Linked DNA regions of Homo sapiens: regions 2 and 3 are each linked to region 1. A link is a contact called in ENCODE Hi-C or POLR2A ChIA-PET data. All regions are on one chromosome and are shown on one strand. The core of a region is the stretch at or near the end of the contact, and the rest is flanking DNA. Distances in the headings are between cores, read along the strand shown.

What was found. A loop is a pair of places that touch in the nucleus more often than their neighbours do. ChIA-PET counts read pairs that join two places held with the same protein, here RNA polymerase II (POLR2A). Pooled maps may share reads with other maps.
Region 2: a pooled map shows a loop between it and region 1 (2.3-fold over the local background). The contact joins the promoter of SRPK2 here to the enhancer-like site in region 1. A Hi-C loop is called at or near these places in 6 of 50 pooled maps. POLR2A ChIA-PET finds 5 or more read pairs at or near these places in 6 of 52 experiments (BJ, K562, MCF 10A and 3 more).
Region 3: a map with no recorded cell type shows a loop between it and region 1 (2.4-fold over the local background). The contact joins the promoter of EFCAB10 here to the enhancer-like site in region 1. A Hi-C loop is called at or near these places in 8 of 37 single-sample maps with no recorded cell type and 6 of 50 pooled maps.

The regions. Positions count from the first base shown.
Region 1 is chr7:105,111,161-105,115,250 of GRCh38, forward strand. KMT2E (lysine methyltransferase 2E (inactive)) reads left to right here. Exons shown (of 27, transcript NM_182931.3): 27 at 665-3,859. The coding sequence ends at 2,173. It also overlaps a transcript of SRPK2 not described here. Among named protein-coding and RNA genes, the nearest start is that of KMT2E, 99 kb to the left of the region's middle. Within about 2 kb of position 1,417, at least 3 of the 41 ENCODE cell types and tissues checked have a DNase peak (open chromatin) inside an H3K27ac peak, as active enhancers do.
Region 2 is chr7:105,386,367-105,390,407 of GRCh38, forward strand. SRPK2 (SRSF protein kinase 2) reads right to left here and starts at 2,555. Exons shown (of 16, transcript NM_182692.3): 1 at 2,425-2,555; 2 at 2,282-2,336. The coding sequence starts at 2,440. RefSeq lists silencers at 1,706-1,805, 1,906-2,025, 2,366-2,495, 2,526-2,595, 2,606-2,655 and 1 more.
Region 3 is chr7:105,579,814-105,583,509 of GRCh38, forward strand. EFCAB10 (EF-hand calcium binding domain 10) reads right to left here and starts at 1,680. Exons shown (of 5, transcript NM_001355526.2): 1 at 1,545-1,680. The coding sequence starts at 1,650. It also overlaps the pseudogene YBX1P2. RefSeq lists enhancers at 1,072-1,584, 1,585-2,095.

The sequences.
Region 1 (4,090 bases), core at 167-2,666:
GTCATGAAATTCTTAACCATCCAATTATCTAAAAACAAAAGGTCATTTTATCATTTAAAAGGAATGACATCTTCATCCTGGTTCATGAAGATGTAATAATCTAGTATGGCATGTAAATCATTGGAAACTAAAGACAAGGAATGTGAGATTTATCTTTTTTTGATGATTGACATTTAAACAGTCTTATACTTGGTTTATTTATATCTGAACAGTGTACAAGGAAAATGAAAAGGTATTAAAAATCAAAATGGTTTGAGGGAGCAAGTTCATTTACCCAAATCAATTTATCCTTAGGTTGGGTATAGAAATTTCAATTATAAAATTGAAACTTGCTATTGGAGTTCTTCAGAGTGAGGCTCAAAAACAGGTTTCATTGCTTAGGGGTAAAAAGGCAGAGTAAAGTGAAAGAAAATTATTTCCTCAACTTGTCTTCAATAAAAATTAACCCAGAGAATTCACTTTAAGCTCACGCTCATAACTTTTTGGAACAACTGAAAAATATTGGCCTTTTAACATCCCAAGCCTCCATAATTGACGTATCCAGGATGTTATTTCCTGCCCCCCATTAAAATTAATATTTAGGTAGTATTAAATACCAACAAGAATAAACCTCAAGGTACACAAAATGTTCCTTGAATGTATATAATTTGTTTTCTCTTCATAGCCTGGTTCACCTGGATCTGTAATTCCTGCTCAAGCACACGGGAAAATATTCACAAAACCAGATCCCCAATGGGACTCCACAGTTAGTGCATCCGAAGCTGAAAATGGTGTTCACCTAAAAACAGAGCTCCAACAAAAACAGCTATCAAATAACAACCAAGCACTTTCAAAGAATCATCCTCCTCAGACACACGTTCGTAATTCATCTGAGCAACTTTCACAAAAGCTGCCTTCTGTGCCAACAAAGTTGCACTGTCCTCCATCACCTCACCTAGAAAATCCTCCAAAGTCATCCACGCCTCACACACCTGTACAGCATGGTTATCTTTCACCAAAGCCTCCTTCACAGCAGTTAGGATCTCCCTACAGGCCTCATCATTCACAGTCACCTCAAGTTGGAACACCTCAGCGAGAGCCTCAAAGAAACTTTTATCCAGCAGCACAGAACCTTCCAGCCAATACTCAGCAGGCAACTTCTGGAACATTATTTACACAGACACCCTCAGGACAATCTTCAGCAACATACAGTCAGTTTAACCAACAAAGTCTGAACAGCACGGCACCACCCCCTCCACCTCCTCCACCTCCTTCTTCGTCTTACTATCAAAACCAGCAGCCCTCTGCAAACTTTCAGAATTATAATCAGCTCAAAGGTAGTCTTTCTCAACAAACTGTGTTTACATCAGGACCAAATCAAGCACTTCCTGGCACCACAAGCCAGCAAACAGTTCCAGGACACCACGTGACTCCAGGGCATTTTTTGCCCTCTCAGAACCCTACCATTCACCATCAAACTGCTGCTGCCGTAGTCCCCCCTCCTCCTCCACCACCACCTGCTCCAGGACCGCACCTTGTACAACAGCCGAATTCCCATCAGCAACACTCTGTAGCACATGTAGTAGGGCCTGTTCATGCGGTCACCCCTGGGTCGCATATTCATTCTCAAACTGCTGGACACCACTTACCCCCACCCCCACCCCCTCCTGGTCCTGCCCCTCATCACCATCCACCACCCCATCCATCCACAGGACTCCAAGGTCTACAAGCACAACACCAGCATGTTGTAAATTCAGCACCCCCACCACCCCCTCCGCCGCCACCTTCCAGTGTTTTGGCTTCTGGGCATCATACCACATCAGCTCAAGCCTTACACCACCCACCTCATCAAGGACCTCCACTTTTTCCTTCGAGTGCTCATCCAACTGTACCACCGTATCCCTCACAAGCTACACATCATACCACTTTGGGACCGGGACCCCAGCACCAGCCTTCTGGAACAGGGCCACATTGTCCATTACCTGTCACAGGTCCTCATCTCCAGCCCCAAGGACCAAACAGTATTCCAACACCTACTGCTTCAGGGTTCTGTCCTCATCCTGGCTCTGTGGCCCTGCCACATGGGGTTCAAGGACCTCAGCAGGCATCTCCAGTGCCTGGACAGATTCCAATTCACAGAGCACAGGTGCCACCAACATTTCAAAACAATTACCATGGGTCAGGGTGGCATTAAAATGGACTCCAAAAACATTTTTTTAAATGTTCTGTAAGATAAACTGTATATTTCATATGTACCTGTTAAGGTACTTTTTAAAGCTTGTACATGAACCTTTGTATAAAAAACACCAGTGCTCTTTCGTTGTATTTTTCTCATTTTTGCTTTTTAAAATTCCTTTAAAAAATGTGCTGTTAAGCCAGTATTAGGTATCTTTATTTTGTAAGTGAACATTCCAGCTGTTTTTTTCTGGCAGATCTGATGCTGATTTGATGCTGTATGATCTTTTTTTTTTTTTTAGTTAAATTCATTTAGTGAATGTTCTATTATTTTATACATACACATTAAGTACTCAGCTAAGTAATGGCACTATGAGGATTTTTTTTTTCTTTCCTGTCAGCAGCAGTTCTGTGAATGCATCTTAGGTATAAAAATGCAATACAGATTTTTATATTTTGGTGTGGACATGGCTCATTTTGTTTTACCAGTTATTTGCAAGCAAAATGTAATTTAATGTATAGATGATTTCTAATGTCTCCTGACAAACTGTAAATACTGCATTTCTTTTGCGTATATAATTGCTTACAGCTTTTCTCATTTGATATATAGCATTGTACATATGACAAGTCTTTTGCAAAACTGTGTGATCTTTGTGAAAGTAGTACAGTATATGACCTTTAATTTCTTTTTTATTTTAAATATACTGTCACACTGAAGCACTGGTTGGGCATTTTAATTCATGTTAATAAATCACAATTATGTCAGTTTTACCAGATTGTCCTGTACAACTTCTAAGATCGGGATCTGTGTGTTTCTACAGAAGTTCTAGTTTTCAAATATAGATTGTAAGGAGCCTTCAATTTTCTTTAGCGACTACTACCTCAGCAACAGGAGGCAGCAAGGGGCTGTTCCTGTGGTGGTTTCTGTTTGCATTTTTGCAGGAGCCATAGGAAACTACTGAAATGATTGTGCTGGGTAAATTAAGGATCTGGCATCATACAAAATGAAGCCAGACCACTAATGCATTACAGTAGTTCTTGAATACAAGGTACAACAACTGTTTGAAAATATGGGTAGTTTGCCCAAAACAGGAAAATTTGTCTTGGGTGTAAAAACTAAAGAAAAAAGGCATTATTCCTAGATCTCTCAGTGAAATGAAAATGGCCTCTTAAGTGAACGTTTTTATTGCTAAAATATAAAATGCTAGTTAGTTATTAATTATTAATCTTCAAAAAATTAAAAATTTCCCAGCCTTTGTCTTCTACCTCTGAGGATTCAGTAAGTACATCCAATAATAATGATACTGTTTTATCAATCAACATATTTTTCATCATCCAATTACCTGACATAATTTGGCACAGGATACAAATTCTGTGCATCAGAGAAAGTAAACACTAAAATGACTGCGTGACCTCATTCAGTCATGTTTTTACACTTTGAACCTCTATTTATTTCCTTTTGAAAATTAGCTAATGATGGTACATTAACGCAGCTCACTTAGGGCTCAATCCTAATCACAGCTTCAAATTTTAGAAGAACATATAGGCCAAGTTTGCCATCCTCAATTTGTCCAACAAAATTCTATTTATGGTATTTAGTAAAGAAACATTTGTCTGAGAAGAAATGGTTTTACATCATCTATCCTGATAGTTTCAAACAGAATAAAGGTAACTAGCATGTGAAATAAAAATATTCTTCTTAAAAGGTTTGTCCTTCTAAGCATTTTAAATTCTTCACTGGCTTGAAATGTGCCTACTACAGAAATATGCATACAGAAGCTTTTGTGTGAACTGCAGAATCTTATACATTTTGATTCCTTGATGAAGTATATACTCTAAAATACAGTCTTCTACCAAAATTTCATTCAAGTTATTTAAAAGGGGGAGAAAAAAGGAGAATTTAGGAAATAACCTGAACTATGGATAGAAACTGAAG
Region 2 (4,041 bases), core at 1,305-3,804, 280 kb after region 1:
TACCTATTGAAGACATGAATAAATAAATAACATCAAACAGTTCTTTTAAATAATATCTTGATTCAGGTCGGGCACGGTGGCTCACACCTGTAATCCCAGCTGTGTGGGAGGCCGAGGCCGGTGAATCACCTGAAGTCAGGAGTTGTAGACCAGCCCGGCCAACATGGTGAAACCCCGTCTCTACTAAAAAATACAAAAAAAATAGCTAGGCTTGGTGGCGGGTGCCTGTAATCCCAGCTACTCAGGAGGCTGAGGCAGGAGAATCCCTTGAACCTGGGAGGCGGAGGTTGCAGTGAGCCAAGATTGGGCCATTGCACTCCAGCCTGAGCGACAAGAGCGAAACTCTGCCTCAAAAAAATTATTAAATAAAATTATGACTTGATTCAAAGAGTTAAGTGAAAAATGGCAATGCCTCAATCAGTTATATAATTGGGCTGGTCCCGTTACCTTACAGACTAGAGCCAGTTCGTTTCATCATTAGCTGGTGTGTTATTTTCCCCCTCAAATTCTATCACATATACACAATACACAGTGGGAGAAACTGGCAGATTAATCTGTGAGAGGAAAAGCTGAGTACTGTGGCTATTCACTAAGTCTTCATCAACATACCACATAAATCCAAACTGCGGCCCACCAAAAAGGCCCTCGACCATTAGGAAAATCATACTCTAATATATGCAAATACAAGACACATATTGACTTAATTAGAACTGTTTTTCCACATGTACGTAAAGGTAACATGCACATATACGTGTCTATTTGTATATACATGCACACATAGCCATCTCCGACACTGGGGTCATACTTTTTCCACTTGTTTTTATGTTTCTGAGTATAACAGACTACGTGGAATTAAATCAATGCTTTGAATTAAGAGCTGTGATTAAAACACAGTACTTATTCAGAATCCTAAACATTACAGTTCTCCTTACCACTGGGTAAACTTCCATGGTTCACCAAAGGAAATCTCAAATTTAAGGTTGTAATTCACTTGAAAGCTAGCACTAATTTTTTTAAAAGCAACCAAAACTACCAAAAATCCAGTCCATTTTAACATCTTATGAATTCAATATCCAATTTTTACCGACCAATTAGTTCTTCAACTCTTTAGGAAGTGCTTTCCCCTTACTCTAATGGTTTTTTCTTTTTTTTTTTTTTTTAAGGTATTTTTAAGTCACTATCCACATTTTGTGAAACTGAAGGACCAAGGCCAACGAGAAGGGGAAAAAAGTGAGCGTGCTGCGACGTACCCCTCAAAGGAAACAACCAAAAATGTTTCTGGATTTTATTAAAGATAATGCTGGATTCTCGTTCCCCACAGTACCAAAGATGCCACACAGAGTATTCTTGCTCAAAAGAGCGAAGCAATTAATCTAGAGGAAGAGATAACGATGTCGAACGCTGGTAAATCAAAAAAATTAGGAGAGAGGAGTGGAAAAGGAGAAGACGCGGCGGCGCTGTGCGGTCTCGGAGCAGCTCTCCAGGAAAGGGTTCTTGGGCAGCGGCCCCCCTGCTCGGGTGAGCGGCCAGGCTGGAGGTGGCCGCCACGGGCGCGTTTTCCACTCCGACCGGCTCCCGCGCACACGCCCACCGCCCTGCGCAGCCCGCGACCCCGGCGCCCGCAGCGCACCCAAGTCACGCTCAACCCGAGCGGAAAGTTTCGAATCCAAACCCGAGAGCCGAAACGCACAGGTCTCGGGGCTGAACTCGCGCCAGGAACACGCCCGAGGCAAACCACTTGACAACCAGCTTAGGTTCTCAGCAGAAAGGCCGACAGGCGGGGGCCGGGGAGGAAGGGGAGGCGAGACACACGCCCTCCCGCACACTCGGCCCCTCCGCCTCCTCGGCCCGCGGCTCAGGTGGGAGCAACGCAGCCGCTGCACTCCCGCAGCGGGCGGGCCGGAGCCCAGCGGCAGACGCCGGGGCCCCTTCCGGAAAGGGCCGCGACCCCCGGGCCAGCTCGCGGGCAAGGGACGGGTGCGCACGCCCTGCCCGGCGCCTTTCCGCCGGCCTCCCGCCCGCCGGCCGGTGGCGACCCGGGGCGGGAGGTCGCGGGGTCGAGGCTCCGTGATGCTAGGGAACCGGCCGCGGCCCGCGCGCCCCTCCCCCGCCGCCGCCCCTCCCCCCGGGCCGCCCGCCGGGGGCAGGAGCCGAGCGCCAGCGTCCCGGGGGACCAGCCCGCCCGCCGGCCCGGGGACCCGGACAACTTTCCCCTGCGCGGCCGCGGGCGCCCCCGACGGGGCGGGGGTGGGGAACGGGGACAGGCGCAGCGTGGACTCACTTTTTCGGATGTTTCTCTCTTTTCGGCCTCCGCTTTCGGGCCTGAATGGCCAGCACTGGGGAAGAGAAGACACACATTAACGGTCGGGCCGCCCGCCCGGGCTGGCCGCGTGGCGGGGAGAGGGCGCGCCGCGGGCCACTCACCTTTCCGGGAGCTCATTCCGACGCGGCGGAAGCGGGGCGGGGGGCTTCGCGACGGCGACGCGGGCGCCGAGACGAGCTGGGCTGCAGCCTCCACTCGCTCCGCCGGCCGGGAGGAGACGAGAACCGCGCCTGCGCCGCCGCCGCCGCCGCCGCTCCAGCAGGGACCCAGCAAGACCCGCCCCCGTCCGGCCCCGCCCCCGCCCCGCCCCCACCCGCCGGCCCCGGGGGTCGGGACCCCAGCGCCGCGCGCCCAGCGCCCCGCGCCCCCGCCCCACCCACCTGTGCAGAAGTGGCCGCCGCCCATGGCCGCGCTGGCCCTCGGCCTCCCCCACCCCAGCCCGCGGCCCGGGCCTCCGCCTCCTGCGATCCTGCGGCTGGCCCAGGCCGCCCGCCTCTCCCGGGCACCGGACCCGCGGGACCCTCCCTCCCCGCCGCGGCCTCTCCCCTCCGCACCCCGGCCGGTCGCGCCGCCCGCTGCTCCATGCGCCCGTCCTTGGCCGGCGCCTCCGCGGGTCTCGCACCACCTCTCTTCCCGCGGCCTCTTCTCTCCCTTTGCTCCTCTACATCCTTGCAACCCCATGAGCGCCGCTTCCTCCTCTCCGGCAGGCGTGGAAAGGGCACACGACCAAAAGCTGGGAAACCTGGGTCCGCGATTAGCGGTGTGACCTTGGAGAAGTCATTTTCTCTCCCACCTCTAAGTGCCCTCCAGGATTGCATGAGTTTAATGAAGGAAAAGATACAGATAGCATTCAAGGTAGGACAAAGGTTTTGCACATGAATTGAAACTCGCTTCCGTAAACACCAGGTGTATAACAATTCAAAACAACAATCACACCAAGTAGTTATTTTCTGCATCCTACAATGAGGAAACTGAGTCCCAACGAGGTTAAAAAGTTTAACCAGCCAGGATCGAAATTCAGGCCTGGCCGTCGACAAACCACCTTATCAGGCTGCCTACAAAAGATGTGAATCAAGTTGATAGTGACACAAAAAGATAACTGCAATGTTCTCTTATTTATGTAAATAATTACAATAGTTTTTGAAAGATACGCATTCTGACTATTAACTCCCTCATTGGTCACACAACTGTATCTTTGACAAGGTGGCTTACACTAAGGATGATAAATCAGAACGGGAAACTCTGCTTGGATTTTGAAGAGTCCTTAACTTTTTATATTCAAAAAAATATCAAACCCTATAGAAAAGTTACAAGGAAAATACAATTAACAGCCAAATTAACCCATATTCACCAATTTTTAACATTCTGCCACATTTGCTATCTATGTGTCTGTGTGTATGGTTTATTTTGCTGAATCACTTGAGTTTTTGTAGACACTGTTACCCTTTATCCCTAAATATTTCAGTACATATCTACTAAGAATAAAGATAATCTCCCACATAATCAGAATTCCATGATCACTCCAAGAAACTTTCATACTAATACAATGTAATCATCTGTAACATACAGGCCATATATATTCAATTTTGCAAAATATCCCAGTAATATCCCTTGTCGCTGATTTTCTTTTTTTCCCAATTAGTCTACCATTAAGGATCATCCGTTGCATTTAATTGTCATGTCTTTTTAAACACCTTTAGTCTAGAATCATTCTTGGT
Region 3 (3,696 bases), core at 430-2,929, 470 kb after region 1:
GCTGGGGATAGCAACAGGAATGCTGTTATTATAAGCTTTGGAGTACTTTTCAATTTTTAAACCCCATACATCCACTTCAATAAAAATGAAATTTAAAAATAAATGTTGACAAATATTTTATATAACGAATGTAACATAATATATCCCTTGTTATGATGAAGAAAATTAACATTTGTCTTTATTTTTAGTTTTTTTTTTGAGAAGGTGTTTTACTCTGTCACCTGGCTTGAGTAGCAATCTCCGCTCAATGCAACCTCCGCCTCCCAGGTTCACGTGATCCTCCCACATCAGCCTCTTGAGTAGCTGGGATTATAGGCACGCACCACCACGTGCAGCTAAGTTTTTTTATTTTTAATAGAGATGGGGTTTTGCCATGTTGCCCAGGCTGGTCTATGAACTCCTGAAGTCAAGTGATCTGCCCACCACAGCCTCCCAGAGCGTTGGTATTATAGGCGTGAGTCACCGCCCCCAAGGAGCTTCACGAATAGCTGGGATTACAGGCATGCGCTACCACACCCGGCTAATTTTTTGTATTTGTAGCAGACACGAGGTTTCACCATGTTGGCCAGGCTGGTCTCAAACTCCTGAACTCAAGTGATCCACCCGCTTCGGCCTCCCAAAGTACTGGGATTACAGGCCTGAGCCACTGCTCCTGGCCTATTTTTTATTTTTATTTTTATTTTTGAGATAGGATCTCGCTTTGTCGCCCAGGCTGCAGTGGCGCCATCTCGTGCCCGGCCTTTTTTTTTCTTTCTAATATTTGTTTTAATACTTTAAAACAACTAGCAAGAACTCTGTCTCCTATACATGATATTGGTTGGGTGTTTTTTGGCAAAATTGGAATGTTTGGTATTTCCACTTCCTTACACAGAAGCAAATGGACAATTTTGGCATTTCGGACGCTCCATATGGAGGTCGGCAAATTACAATTCTGCACCCTGGGGAGGACATAAAACCATTTTCACCTAAATATAACTTTTAAATGACACACCACTCCCAAATTACAAAACGATTCAAATTTTGTAGGGGGTTCAGATGTGTAAAAAAAGTCAGGAAAAGCGATCCCCTCTAGAACATCTTCTATCCTACCCTATCAATTGTTTAGTTGCCAGATTAAAAACTTTGGCCGTGCGCGGTGGCTCACGCCTACAATCCCAGCACTTTGAGGCGCCGAGGCGTGCAGATCACCTGAGGTCAGGAGTTCGAGACCAGCCTGACCAACATGACGAAACCCTGTCGCTACTAAAAATACAAAAATTAGCCATGCATGGTGGCGGGCGCCTGTAATCTCAGCCACTCAGGAGGCTGAGGCAGGAGAATCGCCCCTGAGAATCGCCACCAGGAGGTGGAGGTTGTAGTGAAATGAGATCACGCCATTGTACTGCAGCCTGAGGGACTTTTATTGAAGGCCGCAGAGTTAATCAACAGCAGAAGGGCTCACGTGGCTGGGAGGCAGTGGAAAGCGAATGTGTAAGAGGGGGGTTTCGTGTGGGAAGCGAACCCCACATGGAGGTATGGCTGTACCGGGGCATGGGGGCCCTTACCCGGCCGAAAGAAAAGGAGGGCGCTGGTGAGGTAGCTAACCACCTCCTTGATCTGATGCTTTTCCAAATACTCCGCGGCTTGGAGCTCCCTGCTGCTGGTCTCCATCGCTCCGCGTCCCGCTGTTGCTAGGCGACTGCCTGGCGTCTCAGCCGTGCGACTCTGTCTCCCTCTACCCGGCGCGGTCACGTGACACGCCTGACTGCCCTGTGGCTGCGACCCGGACCTGGAATTTCTAGAGCTCACGGTTCAGGGCAAGCCTGGGGCATGTAGCAGGGCAGAGAGGGCAGGTGAGGTGTGGACCAACGTCACTGTCCGCGATCCAGGCTTAGGGCTGGGCCCAGGTGCCTTTTTCCATCTCTCTCTAGCACCTAGCTCGGTACTTGTTGATCCAATGATTAACAAGGCTTGAAGTGCTGGCATCACAACTCAGCATGAACTAATAACAGAAGGAACTTGTGCAATTTTGAGGGTGCCCAGTGGAGAGTTCTTTTTATTATTATTATTTAAGACCTTTATTAACAGGTGCTTGCAGTTTGTTGACTTTTTTGAAAAAATCAAGTTGTAAACTTTTATTACAAATTAAAAATAAAGTGCTTAAAAATCTCATCTTGACCAGATATGAAACAATTTAAAAACCTTTAAAGGCGTATTGAGAAAAACAAGGCTTTTTAAAAAAAACACGTTTGTTATTACCAAAAAGAGACATATTTAGGTAAAAATAATAAAAACCCCATGCTGCATAGATAATGCAGATAGTTCTATTTATCTGGTCAACGGGCAAAAAGCAAGCACTTAAGGTCTTCAGCTCCAATCTTTTGTTCATTTCTTATTGCTGGAATTTCATATTTCTTCTTGTTGGATGACTAAACCGGATGATGGTAGAGATGGTAAGCCGGCATTTACTCAGCCCCGCCCTGCTCAGCCTCGGGAGCAGACGAATTCTCAGCTGGTGGATTGGCTGATTTTGTCTCTTTGCCATCTTGTGATTTAGGGTTTTCTGGGCATCTGCGTTGGTAATTGAAGTTGCTGCGGTACCGACGTTGAGGTGGCTGCTGACCCTGGGTCTCATCTCCTTGATTTTATCTTCTTCATTGCCGTACTCTCTAGGCTGTCTTTGGCAAGGAGGGCCCCTGCGGAATCGTGGTCTATATCCCCGATACATATTCTGCCTCACTGGTCTACCTTGTTCTCCTGCACCCTGGTTGTCAGCACCCTCCATCACTTCTCCCTGCACAGGAGGGCTGGAATACTGTGGTCGACACCCATAGGGTCTCCGCATGTAGTAAGGTGGGAACCTTTGCCTGCGGTAGGGCCGGCATTGTTGGGCCTGGCCTTCGGGAGCATTCTCCGATCCCTCGGTCTTTTCCCCACTCTCACTGTTCTGGTAATTTTGCTGGTAATTGCGTGGAGGACCCCTATGACGTGGATAGCGTCTATAATGGTTACGATCTGCTGCATATTTACCGCCTTGAACTCGAACACCACCAGGATCTGTAACATTTGCTGCCTCCGCACCCTCTTCTCCTTCAACAACATCAAACTCCACAGTCTCTTCATCTCCTACACTGCGAAGGTACTTCCTGGGGTTATTCTTTATGGCAGTCTGGTGTACAAATACATCTTCCTTGGTGTCATTCCTGTTGATGAAACCATATCCGTTCCTTACATTGAACCATTTTACTGTTCCCAAAACCTTCACTGCGATGACCTTCTTGTCCACGCTGGCAGGCGCCGCCGATGTGAGGCCGCCCGGACCACCGCTCCCTGCGCAGCTGCCCGTAGTGCCGGGCTTGGTGTCGGCGGCGCTGAGGGCGGGGGCGGCGGGGGGACGGGAGGGGGGCGGTGGGGGGAAAGGCGGGGGCGGCGGGTGGCTGCTGGGTCTCGGCCTTGCTGCTCATTGGTTGCGGTGATGGAGACTGGGGCCGGCTGCGGCAGCTGCGGCTCCTCCCGTGGTATGACGGTAACTAGGCCGGCAGCGGCGGGGCTGCTCAGGGTTCTCTGGGGTCCGCTCTCCGGGGTCCGCTCTCCGCTCCCGCTACCGATCGAACTCCCCAGTGGAGAGTTCTAAGTGGCATCTCTGGTGTGAGCGGCCTGCAGGCATGGCGCTGGCCACCAGTCAGGAAGGTCTTGGCCTGTTGGCTCGACTGGGTT